Linked DNA regions of Homo sapiens: region 1 is linked to region 2. The links are chromatin loops, found by intact Hi-C in ENCODE. Cell type or tissue: heart left ventricle. All regions are shown on one strand.

The links. A loop is a pair of places that touch in the nucleus more often than their neighbours do. Peaks named below come from ENCODE experiments on the same cell type or tissue, not always from the same donor. Only the 100,000 strongest peaks of a DNase experiment are listed, where the experiment ranks them.
Region 1: a loop joins it to region 2, with 4 times the contacts of the local background. A loop is called at or near these places in 6 of 110 quality-filtered maps.

Annotation. Positions count from the first base shown.
Region 1 is chr11:8,222,649-8,230,648 of GRCh38, reverse strand. LMO1 (LIM domain only 1) reads left to right here. Exons shown (of 4, transcript NM_002315.3): 2 at 145-358; 3 at 3,549-3,674; 4 at 5,928-6,340. The coding sequence ends at 6,033. It overlaps LOC105376536 (a long non-coding RNA gene), which reads right to left and starts at 768. Exons shown (of 4, transcript XR_007062582.1): 1 at 679-768. RefSeq lists enhancers at 2,841-3,501, 7,670-8,000. In heart left ventricle, CTCF peaks have their summits at 4,690 and 4,893 (motif pointing left); DNase peaks (open chromatin) are centred at 308, 1,178 and 4,868.
Region 2 is chr11:9,134,434-9,142,433 of GRCh38, reverse strand. DENND5A (DENN domain containing 5A) reads left to right here. Exons shown (of 23, transcript NM_015213.4): 22 at 326-494; 23 at 2,580-3,609. The coding sequence ends at 2,763. Among named protein-coding and RNA genes, the nearest start is that of SCUBE2, 47 kb to the right of the region's middle. RefSeq lists enhancers at 3,118-3,412, 4,226-4,415. In heart left ventricle, CTCF peaks have their summits at 4,290 and 4,512; a DNase peak (open chromatin) is centred at 4,503; H3K27ac peaks cover 180 bases.

The DNA of each region.
Region 1 (8,000 bases), 910 kb after region 2:
GGGAGAAAGCGAGGGCTCCTGGGAGCCCCAAACCTAGAGGGGGCAGCAGAGAGAAGCAGTGAGCTCCCCATTCTTGGGGGATATTCCTTGAGGCCCAGAGCTACGGGGCCCATCCTGCGTTGCTGTCTGTCTGTCCGTCTGCAGGCGTGCCGATGCTCTCCGTCCAGCCCAAAGGGAAGCAGAAGGGCTGTGCGGGCTGTAACCGCAAGATCAAGGACCGCTATCTGCTGAAGGCATTGGACAAGTACTGGCACGAAGACTGCCTCAAGTGTGCCTGCTGTGACTGCCGCCTGGGCGAGGTGGGCTCCACCCTCTACACCAAGGCCAACCTCATCCTGTGCCGACGCGACTACCTGAGGTGGGCTGCCAAACCCTGGCCTCCCAAGCCCTTGTCCTGCTCAGAAAGCTCCCCATCCTCAGCCCCAGCGTGACTGTGCCCCCGGCCCTAGACCCAGTACCCTGTGTGTCCTCTCATTCTTGACTGTCCTGCCCCTGCCCTGCTTGCCCCAGATACCTGAGAAGTCACCTGAGGGGAAGGCCCAGGTCGTTATGCCCTTGGACTCGGTACCCAGCACAAGTCCAGGGCAGGCATTTGTAACCTGGGGCCCCTAAGTTAAGCTTTCCGAGGGCCCCAGTCTGGCTCCGCCCCCCTGCCTTGGCCAGGTGCTTCTGACCCACCTGATCTGGAATCTGGGAGGGGATACCTCAGAGGGGCTTTGAGAACAGGTGTGGAAGCTTTGACTTCCCCAGGACCCTCCTCCCTAATGCAGTCTCTTTCCATCTCCCAGTGTCCAACTTTCCTTTCTAGATGGTCCTTGGGAGCAGGCATCCATTTGCCCAGGGAAACTGGCAGGCAGCCATATCCTAGGAGCAGGGCCACTGATGCTGGAGCTTCAAGACCTGGGTTGGAACTAGCTGTGAGCCTTTGGCTCCTAATCTTCTCCCAGCCTCAGTTTACTTCCCCGTGAAGGGTGAAAGAATGATGCTTCCCTGCCTTGCATTCCTCTGAGCTCTAACTCACCCTCCCTACAATTTGGATCCTATTCCCTGGGGCCACCTCCCCCAATTAACCCTCCCTGAGGCCATTTATGACATCAGCAAGGCTGGAAGGAGGCCACAAAGCAGGGCCTTGGCTGAGACCCAGCACCTGCATTTGGCTCTGTCGCAGGCTGCTGGATGGTTGCCGGGCTTGTGGGGAAGGAGGGCTCATCGCATTAATTAACAGGTCGGGGCAAGGGCTTCATGGGGCTCCCTCTGCCCAGGTCTGGGCATGTTGCAAGGGGGAGGTTATCAGTGGAAGCTCCCTCAATTCCCCAAAGATCCTTTGACTGACCTGCCTGCCCCTTTTAACACCTGCATTTAAAAGTGATGCAGTAAAACAGAAGCTGTGACTTAGTGCTCCTTGCCAGGGCTGGAGGGGAGAGGCTGAGACCAGAAGCAGGGGTTAAGGAAGAATGTTCAGGCTAGGCGCGGTGGCTTATGCCTGTAACTCCAGCACTTTGGGAGGCCGAGGCAGGCACGTCACTCCAGCTCAGGAGTTCGAGACCAACCCTGGGCAACATGGTGAAACCCCGTTTCTAAAAAAAAAAAAAATTAGCCAGGTGTAGTGGCTGCATGCCTGTAGTCCCAACTACTCAGGAGGCTGAAGTGGAAGGATTGCTTGAGCCCAGATGTTTGAGGCTGCAGTGAGCTGTGATTGCGCCACTGTACTCCAGCTTGGGTGCCAGAGCAAGACCCTGTCTCAAAAAAGAAAAGAATGTTCCTGGGGATTCACCCCTTGAGGACCTAGAAGGGGCCTCCATGTCTGGAGGTTTAGGGCATCACCTGGGGGCTGACTCTACCAGGTTAGGACGATGTGGCAGACCATCTGATGGGTTCACAGGACTTGGAGAGAGAGGCCCACAGTGTAGGATGGGCTTATCAGGAAAAAGCACCCTCAAGCATATAGGGCCCTGCCAGCTACTAGGGATGGAAGGTAATTTTTTTTTTTTTTTTTGCTCTGGCAGAGGCAAGGAGTGACTGTAGGACCAGCTAGACCAGTGGGCTGGGATGCGAGCGTGGCTTCCTTGAGCTGCTCAGGCCTGGAGAATGGCTGTCCAGAGCCTGCGCCCTCTGCAGCAACTGTTCCTGGGCCGATGGCAAGAAAAGCCCCTCTTGGCAGGCAGATGCTGTGGCCTAGCCTTTGTCTGCCTTAATCTGAGCCACCAGGCAGCTCAAGCTGATGAATAATGGAGCCAAGCTCATCTGCAGGCGCCTGAGTTTGAGCTGGACAAATCGGGGATTAAAGGGGCCCCCCACCCTCTTCTCAGCCTCCTTGCCTCACTTGGGGCTTGCTCTGTCTGTGTGCAGGAAAGAAGCAAGGAGGAGCCGGGATGGCTCAGACCATTGGGACATCCAGCCAAGGGCTGGCCTGCATGGGGAGGGAGTAAACTCCCTGTCCCTAGAGCTTTACAGCCAGCAGCTAAGAGGAGGGGTGCCTGCCTCAAAGAGGCATTTGTGCCAGATGTCCTTGGCGCTTCCTTTGGGCATCAGTTCTGTTTTACAGCATCTTTGAATAGGATCATCCATCCCTATTTTACAGAAGGATAAACTGAGGTTCAGAGAAAGAAAAAAAGGGACTTAGGCAAGTAACACAGTGAGTTTGTCATGGAAAAAAGATTTAATAAAACACTTTAATTTTGGCAAGGCACAGTGGCTCACACCTGTAGTCCCAGCACTTTGGGAGGCCAAGGCAGGAGGATCAGTTGAGGCCAGGAGTTCGAGAGCAGCCTGGCCAATATAGTGAGACCCCATCTCTATTTTTAAAAATCAAATAATAAACACTGTAATGTTAAAGGTGGGAAAAGCATGTCATGCAGTGGTTTAGAGCACGCCTTCTGGACCAAGGCCCTGTGACTGTCCAAGTTGTTTCTCTGTGACTCATATTTTAAATCTTTAAAATGGGGAATAATAATAGTACCACCTCCTAGGTTTGTTGTGAGGATTAAGCGTTTATCTTTGTAAAGCTCTTAGATTAGTGGCTGACACATAGTGAACACTACCTAGGTGGTTGCTTAGTGAGTTGTGACTGAGAATTTACAACAGGTTTCACAACTACCCCATAAAGGGTGTGTTTCAGGCTTTGTTTTACAGATGAGGTAAATGAGGCTCAGAGAGACTCACTGACTTGCCTGAGGGCACACAACCCAAGATTCAGTCTGCCCCTGAAATTCAGGCTTGCTCAGGGCCCAGCCTAGGATTCTCTTGGTGGCTCCAGGGCTTGAGGACCCTTGTGGGAGCCTGGGAGGGGGCCTTGGGATGGGCAGTGGCAGCCAACTCCTGACCCCCTACACACCCTCCCTGGAAGGGGATGTGCTGATTTATTGGCAGCCTGATCTCTGGGCAGAATCTAGATGCTGCCCTCAGTGCTCTTATCCTATTGCCTGAGCCCACCTGCTGAGCCCACAAGTTGGAGTATGGGAAGGACCCTGGATGGAGGCAACTCCTTTCCCCCTGCCCACCCAGCTTCCCAGAATGCTGCTGAGTCCTCTGCGCCCTTCCCTCGGCAGGCTCTTTGGCACCACAGGGAACTGTGCTGCTTGCAGCAAGCTGATCCCAGCCTTCGAGATGGTGATGCGGGCCCGGGACAACGTGTATCACCTCGACTGCTTCGCCTGCCAGCTCTGCAACCAGAGGTCAGTGCTGGACTGGCCGACCCAACACACTCCCCAGACGCCAGCCTGAGGCCTGCTGGGATGGGCCAGGAGCACGGCGGAGGCGTGCACGCAAATGCGGGTTGCGTGTGTGTATGTGGTGGTGCGTGCAGGTTATGAGCGTGCATGTGCTTTATGTGTTTTATGTGTGTGTAAGCTCGGTAGCCAAATGTGTGCACTTTAATATTGGGTGTGCACATCTGTGTGGCACATTTCTGTGTGAATATAATGAAGGCGTGCATGAGTTTACTGTGTATGCATAGTTGAGTGTGCATGTGCATGCATGTGTATTTGGAAATGTACAAGTGGGCACATGTGCATGATGGAATTAATATGCATTTGTACATGTGTTTTTAAATGTCTGGGGGTGTATGTGTATGTGCAACGTGCATGCATGATGAGGTGAGTATGCATGTGTGTATACATATTTTATTTTTTGAGATAGTCTCACTCTGTTGCCCAGGCTGGGGTGCAGTGGTGTGATCTCACAATCTTGGCTCACGGCAACCTCTGCCTCCCGGGTTCAAGTGATTCTCCTGCCTCAACCTCCCAAGTAGCTGGGACTACAGGCGTGTGCCACCACGCCTGGCTAATTTTTATTTTTATTTTTATTTTTATATTTTTAGTAGAGACGGGGTTTCACCATGTTGGCCAGGCTGGTCTTGAACTCCTGATCTCAGGTTATCTGCCCACCTCAGCCTCCCAGATTGCTGGGATTACAGGTGTGAGCCACCGCGCCCAGCCTGTATACGTGTTTGAAACGTGCATGTGCATGGGATAACGTATCCTCCCACCCCCGTACCCAGTGTATAGTATGTGCATGTGTGTGCATGTATGTTCCAGTGAGAAGGGGTTCCCAAATCTGGAGGGCAAAGTCCCCTCAGGGAGTGGCCACTCTCTCCTCACCCAGCCCTTGTGATTCTGGTTCCAGCCCAGCCTATTTTCTGGTCTCTTGGCCCCAACTCTGTGCCCTAGCCCTGTGGGAGTCCCTGGGGACCTAAGGAGCCAGAGCCCTTCAGCCCTGGCTGGGGCCTAGCACCAGAAGGCAGGCGCTCTTCTCAGGAGCCCCCAGGTCAGGTAGGAACGCATACAAGTGCTCCCTGAAGTGAGGTTCAGAGGGACCTACAGGGAACGCTGGTCTGGCTGGGGGCTCTGGCCGGACCTGCTGTTAGGAGGGCTCAGTGAACTTACAGCGCCACCTGGTGGTTGAACTGGGATCTGCTGGAACTAGGCCAGCGATCTTGGGGTCTCACTAAAGGCTTCACCCACCCTGGGGACATCTTTAGGGAAAGGACCGGAATCTTCCCTTACTTGGGGAGGACTAGGAGACCAATGAAGGGCCTTCCTTCGGTAGGAGAGGAGATAGTGGAACGGGGTTACCTCCTAGAAGGATGCTCTAGGTAACTTATCAATTTTGTTTAGAGGAAGAATGCCCTGTACTGAGCCATCCTCTTAAATTGGGGAGAGGGATAGACGGATGGAAAAAACAACCATTTTATCCCTCCTTCCTTACCCATCTCTGCCTTTTTTTTTTTTTTTTTTTTTTTTTTTTGAGATGGAGTCTTACTCTGTCGCCCAGGTTGGAGTGTGGTGGCGTGATCTCGGCTCACTGCAACTTCCGCCTCCTGGGTTCAAGCAATCCTCTGCCTCAGCCTCCCGAGTAGATGGGATTACAGATGCCCACCAGCTAAATTTTTTTGTATTTTTAGTAGAGATGGGGTTTCACCACCTTGGCCAGGCTGGTCTTAAACTCCTGACTTCGTGATCCACCCACCTCAGCCTCCCAAAGTGTTGGGATTACAGGTGTGAGCCACCACACCCGGCCCCATCTCTGCCTTTCTCCATCTGTCTCCCCACTTGGTCTTTTTCTGTTTGTGCTTTCCCTTTCTCCCTCTCTGGGACTGGGGTAGGCTGTTCCTGCACCTCTCCACCAACCCCCCTAACCCTACACTCACCAACACAGGAGACCTGACTATGGAAGCCTGTGGCCCAACTGTCTGTCTGTCCTACCACCTCAGGCTACAGGGCCTGGCCAAGGTTGGGGCTGGCCTGGGGGAATTGCCCAGGTGTGCTGTGGGGACTTTTGGCAGTTCCCTCTGGAAGGTTCAAGGAACAAACTCCCCCCACCACCTCCCACATAGCTCACCTCATAGGCCAGGCCGGCTTCTGTCTGCAGCCCCCCCCTTACCCACTGGGACCTTCCCATGGCTTCTCTCTCTCGCTTGGATTTTCTAGATTTTGTGTGGGAGACAAATTCTTCCTGAAGAACAACATGATCTTGTGTCAGATGGACTATGAGGAAGGGCAGCTCAATGGCACCTTTGAATCCCAAGTTCAGTAACGCCCGGCGCCTGGCCTCCAGGCCCGTCTGTCCATCTGCCCGCCTGCCCACCTGCCTGGCCGGCCAGCCAGCCACTCTACCAGTGCAGGCTGGCCAGCCGCTCTCCTGCCACATTAGAACTTCTCCGTCCTCGATGGGAGGGATGGCCCTTCCTCCTCCACCACCGCCCGTCTGTGTGTGACCCCTCCTGGGGCCAGGCCGGGCCTGTACAGTCTGTCTTCTGTATATAAATGGGAACATTTATTTTATGAGAAATGTAATGCGATTTTATTACTGGCGTGGATTAAACTTATGAATGTTTCCGGGAGGTTACTCTGCGTTGTTCACATGACTGACACAGACCTGGGGCCCCTCCCCTCTGCCTCTCAAGGGCAGGGCACAGAGCAGGGTAGGGGCCTCCAGCATGTGCTGTTGCTGGGCAGGGGAGCAAAAGGCTGGCTTTAGGGGAAGAAGCTGGGAGGAAGGAGACAACTCAGAGCCTCCAGCCCCAGCCAGAGGTGAGACCTGGGGTATCTTCCCTCTGGGAGAGCACACACTCTGGCCCTGAGTAGGTCCCTAAGAAGAGGGGCAAGATGAAGCCTTCCCTACCCTGTGTTCCATCCCCTCTGTTGAGACCCCAGACTGACTGCACAGATGGGGACCCAGCTCTGACCTTTTCCCCAGTAGGACCACAAATCTTGTGTCCTCTGCCATGGGAGCACCATGCTGAAACCTCTCTTCCCTTTTAGGGTGACAGACAGCACTTGTTGTCTCTGCCCAGCAGCTGGGGCCCAGCTTTCTGCTCTTCTGAGTGAGCAAGAAAAATCCTGTTTCCTTTCGACTCAGCCCATGCAGTCTGGAGGCATCCATTTATTCAGTCAGCAAACCTCAATAGACTCTGTGTCTCAATCCCATGCTGCAACCGGGGGTGTCCTGGAGCAAATCAGATGTGAGGATGAATCATAGATCAGACACCGTCCCTGCCCTTGGGGAGCTTGCTGTGGGGATGGAAAGCAGAAGCCATGTTGCGGGGAAAGCCAGGAAAACAAAGCACATCATTGTGAGGACGGAATGCTATGCGGAGACCTGGGACAGGCCAGTTCCCTCTGGGGGACACAAGGCCATTTGTGATGACTTAAGAAAGTCATAGATGGACAAGTCAATGGACATACGGTCAGACAGACATGTGCTGCAGGCAGGAAGGATGGACACACAAGTAGACAAGTGTGTAGGCAGAGACAGGCAGGAGAGGTGGAGGTGGTCAAGCCCCATCACTCAGCTCCAGCCAGAACTGCAGCAGACAGGCAGACACCAGGGCGTTTTCCACCTCCCCCGCCGAGCTAGATTTACTCAAGGCAGCAGGGATGCTGTCTTGGTCTTGGCTGCAGCCACAGTGCCAAGCACAAAGCCTGGAACTGTAAAGATACCTTCTCGCTGGGCAATATTAAAAACAGAGGCTTCTTGAATCCCCAACCTAGACAGAAAAAGTTGCATGGACAGGCTCCTTCACTATCAGGCCACTCCCTCCTCCTTCCCAGGGGCTATTTTCACCCTAGCCACAGCCCACAGCCCACAGCCCACAGCCCACAGCCCACAGCCCACAGCCCAGGGCAGAGGGAGTCAGACTATTGCCTCAAGCCCTGCCTGCTCCTGGGCAGGGAATGGGCTGGGCTGGGCTGGGCTAGGCTGGATTCGCACCTCACCCTCCCCAGGCCTACTCCTCTACTTGAAAGTGAAAGGATGGCTGGGCACTCCTGGGGGCTTGCAGGAGGCTACCTCTCCAAGTTGTGGTTTTGTGGTCATTGGCCCAGTTTCTGAAAAGGGATTGCTAGGGCCGAGGATCTTGGGGCAGAAGTTCTCAACTTTGGGGGCATCCAGTTTCTGTGAAGGAGCTGCACCCTGTATGTGCGAGAAGAGAGGCAAAGGCCAGTGGAGCTGGCTGCAGTGGGTGTTTGTGTGAGCCATGGGTCCAAGGGGACGGTGAAACT
Region 2 (8,000 bases):
GTCCAGTTGAGCGTATTGGAGCCCCAAGCCCTGTGTTGCACCCATATGGAGAATTTTCATGCAAGAAACCATCCTCAGAATTTTTTGTGTCTTCAGACTAGGGAAAAGAACATCTTTATATCAAGGGCCACATACATAAATTTAAAAAATAAGGATAGGGAAGCTAAGGATCATTTTGAAACATGACCAGTGACATCAGAACACTTGTGCTATTCTCATTAAGTTACCTGTGTGGACTTGGAGAGGCCCATGGCAAGTGGCCTGTAGGACCGTCAGGGTTGGTGTTGAGAGCCTTTTCACTGGCAAGCTTTTCTACTCTTCACAGAAAAAGCACAAACCTATTATGAGACATTAGAGAAGAATGAAGTAGTCCCTGAGGAAAACTGGCATACAAGAGCCCGGAACTTCTGCCGATTTGTCACTGCAATCAACAATACTCCCCGGAACATCGGCAAGGATGGCAAGTTTCAGATGCTGGTGTGCTTGGGAGCCAGGTACTGCAGACCCAGGGCCCAGAGTGCACAGCGGTTAGCCTTGGTGGTGGTGTTGGAGGCCTGGTGCAGTGCAGGGGTGAGGAATGGCTCATCAGGTGCCCTTAGGGAGATGAGGCCTTAGAAGGTTTCCTAGAAGCCCTGAATTTCCTCTGTGTATCGTGTATGGTCACACACTGCATAAAATGTGCTGCGTAACAACATTTGTCAGTGACGGACTGTTTATGGGATGATGGTCCTATAAGATTATACTCTGTTTTTACTGTACCTTTTATAGGTTGAGATGTTTAGGTACCCAAATACTTACCATTGTGTTTTAGTTGCCTACGGTATTCAGCACAGTATTCCTTCATTTTTATTCTTCAGGCTGCTGTGGCAGGAAGCTCCAGGAGAAGTGTAGAAGAGCAGGCCTGGGGGCTGGTGACAGGGCTGTACCGATTTGTAGCTTAGGAGCAACAGGCTAGACATATAGTAGGCTCTACCATCTAGGTTTGTATGAGAACCCTATAAAGTTCGCATGGTGACGAAACTGTCTAATGACACATTTCTCAGACTGTATCCCTGTCATTAAGCAACACGTGACTTATGTGTGTGGTGATCTGTCGGGGTAGGGATGACAACGTGTATGTAACTCGGGGCAGAGGGGCCCCATTTTGAAAGGAAAGATCAAAATCACACCACTGGGGAAGTTTGAAGCAGAGTATATCTAGTTATTCCTTCATTAGACATTTAAATGGCCTTATGGAAGTTGGTAGGAAGACAGCTGAATAAAACGTGGCCCCTTACCATTTATTTATTTATTTATTTATTTATTTTGAGATGGAGTTTCGCTCTTGTTGCCCAGGCTGGAGTGCAATGGTGTGATCTCGGCTCACCACAACCTCCGCCTCCTGGGTTCAAGTGAGTCTCCTGCCTCAGCCTCCCGAGTAGCTGGGATTACAGGCATGCGCCATCACGCCTGGCTAGTTTTGTATTGTTAGTAGAGACGGGGTTTCTCCATGTTGGTCAGGCTGGTCTTGAACTCCTGACCTCAGGTGATCTGCCTTCCTTGGCCTCCCAAAGTGCTGAAATTACAGGCGTGAGCCACCATGCCTGGCCAACATTTAGAAGCTTACTTGTCCTAATTAAATACAGAGCATGGAAGAAGGTTTTGAGGGTCCAAAAATGAAGTGTACATTCATACAATATGCTGAAAAGGTAGAGGAGAAAGATCAGAGAAGACTTCAGGGAGGAGTTGGTATTTAAGTGAGCCTTTAATGGAAGGAAATAACAGAACGTGGCAAGGGCAGTAATAGGAAACACAGTTGAAAGGAGGGTAGGGCCCCTGAGCTGGGACAGAGAAAGATTCTTTTCATATTAGTACAAAGTTGTTTCATCAGGGGACTGAAGTAATATTAATCTGATATTATGGGTGGTATGCATTAGAGTGGACATGATTATTAGGGGCTATTCCTGTAGGTCAGGTGAGAGAGCATGAAGCTCAAATAAACTTAAGGCAGTTTATTCAGGCTGCATAAAGGGAGAGAATTGGCATAGTGGTTAAAAACAGACTCCAGAACCGCATTCACTAGGTTCAGATCTCAAGTTATCCATTTACTAGCCATGTGATCTTGGACAAGCTACTTAACTTCCATCTACCCTACTTTCTTCATCTATAAAGTGGGGATAATAATAGTACCTACCTCATATCACAGGGTTATCATGAAGATTAAATCTCTTATGTCAGTGCCAGCACATGCTGAGTGTTATGTGAGGTTAGTGCTTATTATTATTCCTGGTGGTGGTAGCTGTGGGAGGAGAGAAGCTCTGGGAGACACCAGTGGTGGGGCTGACTAGGCAGGGCGAGGGAGGCAGGGGAGGAGGAGGCTTGGAGGCTCATGACAGGGCTGATTTGGGTCAGGTTTGTTTGGTGTCCTGGAGCTGAAAGACCTCTTTGCCAGTCCCTGTTTGGGAAAGGGGGGTGTGGGGGGCTGTCAGCTTCTCCAGCTTCAGACTTAGTTCATGGTTTCCCCCTTGGCCTTGCACTAACGCTCTCTCTTCCTTTTCCTTTGCCCCTCTGACCTGCCTGGACTGCTCCCGCTCTGCCAGAGATCACCTCCTACACCACTGGATTGCCCTGCTGGCTGACTGCCCCATCACTGCACACATGTATGAGGATGTGGCACTGATCAAAGACCATACACTTGTCAATTCCTTGATTCGTGTGCTGCAGACATTGCAGGAGTTCAACATCACGCTGGAGACGTCCCTTGTCAAGGGCATCGACATCTGACCTCCCAGCACCAGCCAGCAGCAGGACTGAGAAAGACTCACCCTGCAGCTCTGACCTTTTTTCCCAAAGGGACTTAAGCGATTGTGCAGGAGTAGGAGACAAAATGTACACTCACTGTAAAAAGAAAACTAGAGGATTTTTGGAATAAATAATCTATTTTAGAGTTTATTTGCTGATTTGCTTTTTACACACTTTCATGTGAAAGAGTGATAGGGAGAGGGAGCGAGGCTGGTGCCGCTTATTTTGAAGCTGGTGCCCTCCCTCGCCGTGGCCACATGCTGGAAGCCTGAGGCCTCCCTGGACTGAGCCTGTGGCACTGCGTGCGGGACAGTTATGTTTCCTTGCCCCGTCGCATTAATGAGGCCCTTCCACATCATTTTTAAACTAATGTTTTTCTATATTAACATTATTATGGATATTTGGCTTTCATAGGCCACACACAGGTGTGCTGCGCGGGAAGCCCCATGCTCCAATCAAAGGGATTTTTAGTAGTGCCTCTAAGCAAGCACCGATGAGTCAGTCCCACGTATTTTCTTTTTTGTCAGTATTGTTTGGGAAGGAGACATGCCGGGATGTGTCATCGTGCCAAATACCACATTTCCTGTTGGCACAGTTTCACAGAAGTAAACATAAGCATGTTTTAACAGGTTTTTCTTTTCTTTTTTCTTTTTTAAAATGTTTTATTTATTTAACCCGCCATTGTGTGTTTTTAAGTATTTTCTTTTTTTAAGGAAAGGAAAAGCTTGTCACAATCTAACTGGCTATGTTATTATTATTAAATTTATGTTTTGCAACTTAGAAACCAGCTACAGTATGGCCCACTTAATAAAACACCTGAAACAAAAACTGCATGGATCACTGATTTTTATGGAGGTTTATGAGCAGTGGGTGGCTGCGGGTGCAGTTGGGTCCATCTGTGAGGATGGTCTTGTGGCATCACCTCTCTTTACCAGCAGGCTCGGGGTTGTGGCCTGCCCAGGATGCCCCTGAGGGCCTGGGGTCTCCTGGGTCCTTCTGCCCGCAGTGCTAGGAGCCTTCCTAGCTGTTATGTGGCTGATTCACATGGATGCAGACAGGGTTCTTTCCCCACTCCACAGAGGAGGAGACTGAGACACAGGAGGGAAAAGACCCGGCCAGGGGTGCAGAGGTTGTCACTTGACTGAGACAGGATGGGCCCTTTCTTGAGAGGGTAAGGGAGACCAGGTGTGGGAAGCTGGGGGTCGGGGGAAGCTCTTGAAAGAAAGGTTTGCTTTCCTGGGGATGGCAGGTGGGAGACCTTTATGAGAGGTCCAGCTTCGTTCATTTTTATTCTTCAGGCTGCTTTGGCAGGAAGCTCCAGAAGAAGTGTAACGTGATCAAGTCAGGCACCTCAGACCAATCAGTGCCCTCTTTTATGCTTTCCTGGTTTGCATGCATTTTCCCTTTGCCTGGAATGCCTCCCCTTCACCCACTTTGTGTTTGTTGTACAGGGTTTACTTTAGCAGTCACCTGCTGTGAAGTGTCCCCAATCTCCCTAGGCAGTTAATCATTCCATCCTTGTGCTCCTTCATTTTCTTAGATGCTGGCATCTCCTCTCTGGATTGTCATTGCCTGCTTTCGTGTCAGGCTCAGCCCTTGCACCGTGAGCTCCCAGAGGGAAAAGGGGGATCTCTTGCCTGTCTCCATCCCCTGGGCCTGGCAGGTGGTAAATGCTTCTGAAGAGATGAGGAGAGGGCCCAGAGAGCTGCAGCGCAGCGTCCTGCCTGCAGAGGGGGTGAGAGGCCACACTGCAGCCGTCTGCCTGGAGCCCACGGACAGAGCTTTAGTTCTCTCGGAGAAGGCCGAGGAAAGGGGAAGGAAGGTAGGCAGTACCTCTGGAGCAGGAAGTGGGATTCTTGGCTGGGCAAGAAGGGCAGCATGGAACTCAGCTGTATGTGTTTATATTGTGGGCCTAGGCCTGAGCTTACCTTAAGGCAGGTGCTGGGACCAACTATTTCCTTGCTCTTTGTAACAGCTGATCCTACTCACTTTCTACTGTGTTTTGTTTTGTAATCTTCTGCAAATCTGTTTTGGAATGATGTGTGATATAAGAGAACAGACCTGTTTAGTAGCTCAAGATTTCAAGGACATTTGAGTCAACTGCGTTCTTCCGTGTAGGGCCCAGCCAGGCCTCTCCAGTGGTCCTGGGTAAATCAGGTGTGTTTGGTTCACTCAGCAAGCAGCCCTGCCTGCCTCAGCTTCTGCACCTGCTCTACTTCAGGGCTTCCCAGGCTGTGATTTCAGGGACTGGTAAATAAACAAGCAAGCAAAGGAACTCAGGGAATTACTATAAAGCAAGCACCCTTATAATCACCACTCAGGTCAAGAATAGAACTTTGCCAGCCCCCCAGGGTCCTCCATGTTCCCCCTTCCCCATCACAGTCCCAGCACCTCCCTTCTTCCATCTTAACTTTTATAAGTAATAATTTCGTTGAGTTTCTTTATTGTTTTGTCACCCAGATGTGCATCCCTACATGCTATAGTCTTACTGTCCTTTTAAAAAAACTTGATACATCTTTTAAGTCTCTTTTAATCTAAAGGGTCCCCTCCATCCCTTTCCTTTTCTTACAAATTGTTGAAGATTTTAAGCCATTTGATCTGTAGATTTTCACAGCCTGGGTTTTTGCTCATTTCATGCCCGTGGTGCAGTTCAATATACTCCTTTATCCTCAGCATTTCCTGCAGATCAGCAGCTAGATCTAGACAATTTGCCTCAGGTTGATCCCTTTGATAAGACTCTAGGTAGTGGTGTGCTCATTTAGCAAGAAGCACGTAACATCTGTTTTTCACTTTTGTTATGTTAGCAGCCACTGATGCTCAATGCCTACATCCAGCAAGTAATTCACTGGGGATTGCAGCATGGGGATATTCTAATCTATCATTTTCTCTTCATTTATTAGATGGAATAATTTTATAAGGAGACATTGTCTCTCATCTACTGTTTGATTTCCCAGTAGAGTTTGTGTGGGAAAGGCAGATAAGTGCTTAATTCTTTCCTTTTATTTACCCAACTTTTAAGATATGAACTGGTTCTTTGTTATCCTCAGAAGGTGACTATTTTTTAAACAATATTATGAACTCATGAGTTTAGATGTATTTGATAGGCTTCATCTCATTGCAATTATTATCTTTATTGTCCTGCCTTTGGCCTTTGGGAGCCTCTTTAAGTTGGTTCCTGAGTTGTTCTGACACAACTCTAGTTGTCTTTGATATCTGCTTTGTTTTCTGGTATTGCAAGATGTTCTAGGCTCACTTTATTCATTTTCTGTCCTAGACTTGGAATCAGTCATTTCTCCAAAAAGCCCTGGTTTCCTTAAGTGGGAAATGGTATTGCAAGACCATAATTGGACACTAGAAATTCTCATTGTTACTGGTAGATCATTGGTTCTAGGCCTATTCAGTAGACAGAGCTTTGATTATATTTAAATATAACATTTTTATACATTTAATATAGACATCTAGAAACATATATAGTAAATATGTATTTTTAAAGATAGTGAAGGTCTTGGAATTATATATGTTAAATGCATATATAAATATGTATGTATACATGAGTGTGTATACACACATGCATCTATGGTACCCCATGATTTTACAGTGTTCTTTCTGATTCCAATTCAGGATTATAGGGTGCCTTTGTCCATTTAATGCGGCTACAAAGGAATACCTGAGGCTGGGTAATTCTTAAAGAAAAGAGGCTTAGTTGGCTCATCGTTCTGCAGGCTTTACAGGAAGCATGATGCTGGTACCTGCATCTAGTGAGGGTCTCAAGCTGCTTCCACACATGGTGGAAGAGGAAGGGTGTGCAGAATCACATAGCAAGAGAGGGGTGAGAGAGACGAAGGAGGCTGGGCTCAGTGGCTCACACCTGTATTCTCAGCACTTTGGGAGGACGAGGTGGATGGATCACTTGAGGTCAGGACTTCAAGACCAGCCTGGTCAGCGTGGCGAAACTGACTATGAGATTTGGAGGGATCAAACCAAACTATAACATACTTTTACTTTTTTTTTTTTTTTTTGGAGATAGGGTCTCACTCTGTTGGCCAGGCTGAAGCACAGTGGCACGATCATGGCTCACACAGCCTTGACTTCCCAGGCTCAAGTGATCCTGCCTCAGCCTCCTGAGTAGCTGGGACTACAGGTGTGCACCACCACAACCAACTAATTTTTAAATTTTTTGTGGAGACAGGGTCTCACTACATTGCCCAGGCTGGTCTTGAACTCCTGGGCTCAAGCAGTCCTCCTGCCTGGCTTCCCAAAGTGTTGGGATTACAGGCATGAGCCACCATGCCTGGCTTAACTTCTTATATATTACATCTGTATCTCTTTTTTCCATAATGAGAACCCTAGGTTTGAAGGGCAGAGAAATTGGTAGAATAAGAAGATCCCCTAATTAACCATTTGCTTTATCCCACATTATAAACACAGCCATCTCAGAATAACAATACTAATGCTTCTACTACCAATTATGATCATGGAAAACAGTTAAACTTTTTTTGGTATGTTATTCCCATCCTTCCCCCTCAAGCCTGGCCCACCCCGCTGCCCCACCCTTTTCTTTGAGACAGGGTCTCACTCTGTCACCCAGGCTGGAGTGCAGTGGCACAATCTTGGCTCACTGCAGCCTCAACTTCCCAGGCTCAAGCAATCCTCCCACCTCAGCCTGAGTAGCTGAGACTACAGGTGCACACCACCATGCACAGCTAATTTTTGTATTTTTTGTAGAGACGGGGTTTTGCCATGTTGCCCAGGCTGGTCTTGAACTCTTGGGCTCAAGCAATCTGCCCACCTCAGTCTCCCAAAGTGTTGGGACTACAGGCGTTAGCCACTGCACCCGGCCAAGCCCTTATGTTTTATTTTTATGTATTTATCTGTGGCTCGCTGCAACCTCCACCTCCCAGGTTCAAACAATTCTCCTGCCTCAGCCTCTTGAGTAGCTGGGACTACAGGTGCGTGCCACTACTCCCGGCTAATTTTTTGTATTTTTAGTAGAGACAGGGTTTCACCATGTTACCAGGATAGTCTCAATCTCCTGACCTCGTGATCCACCCGCCTTGGCCTCCCAAAGTGTTGAGATTACAGGCGTGAGCCACCTTGCCCGGCTAGCCCCTATGTTTTAGTAGAGGTACTCTATCTTTGAGAGATCATATATTATTTCTGTCAACTTGGGTTTTTTTGAGAAGCAGATGCCAAGACAAAGGAAACACCTGTGAGGGCTA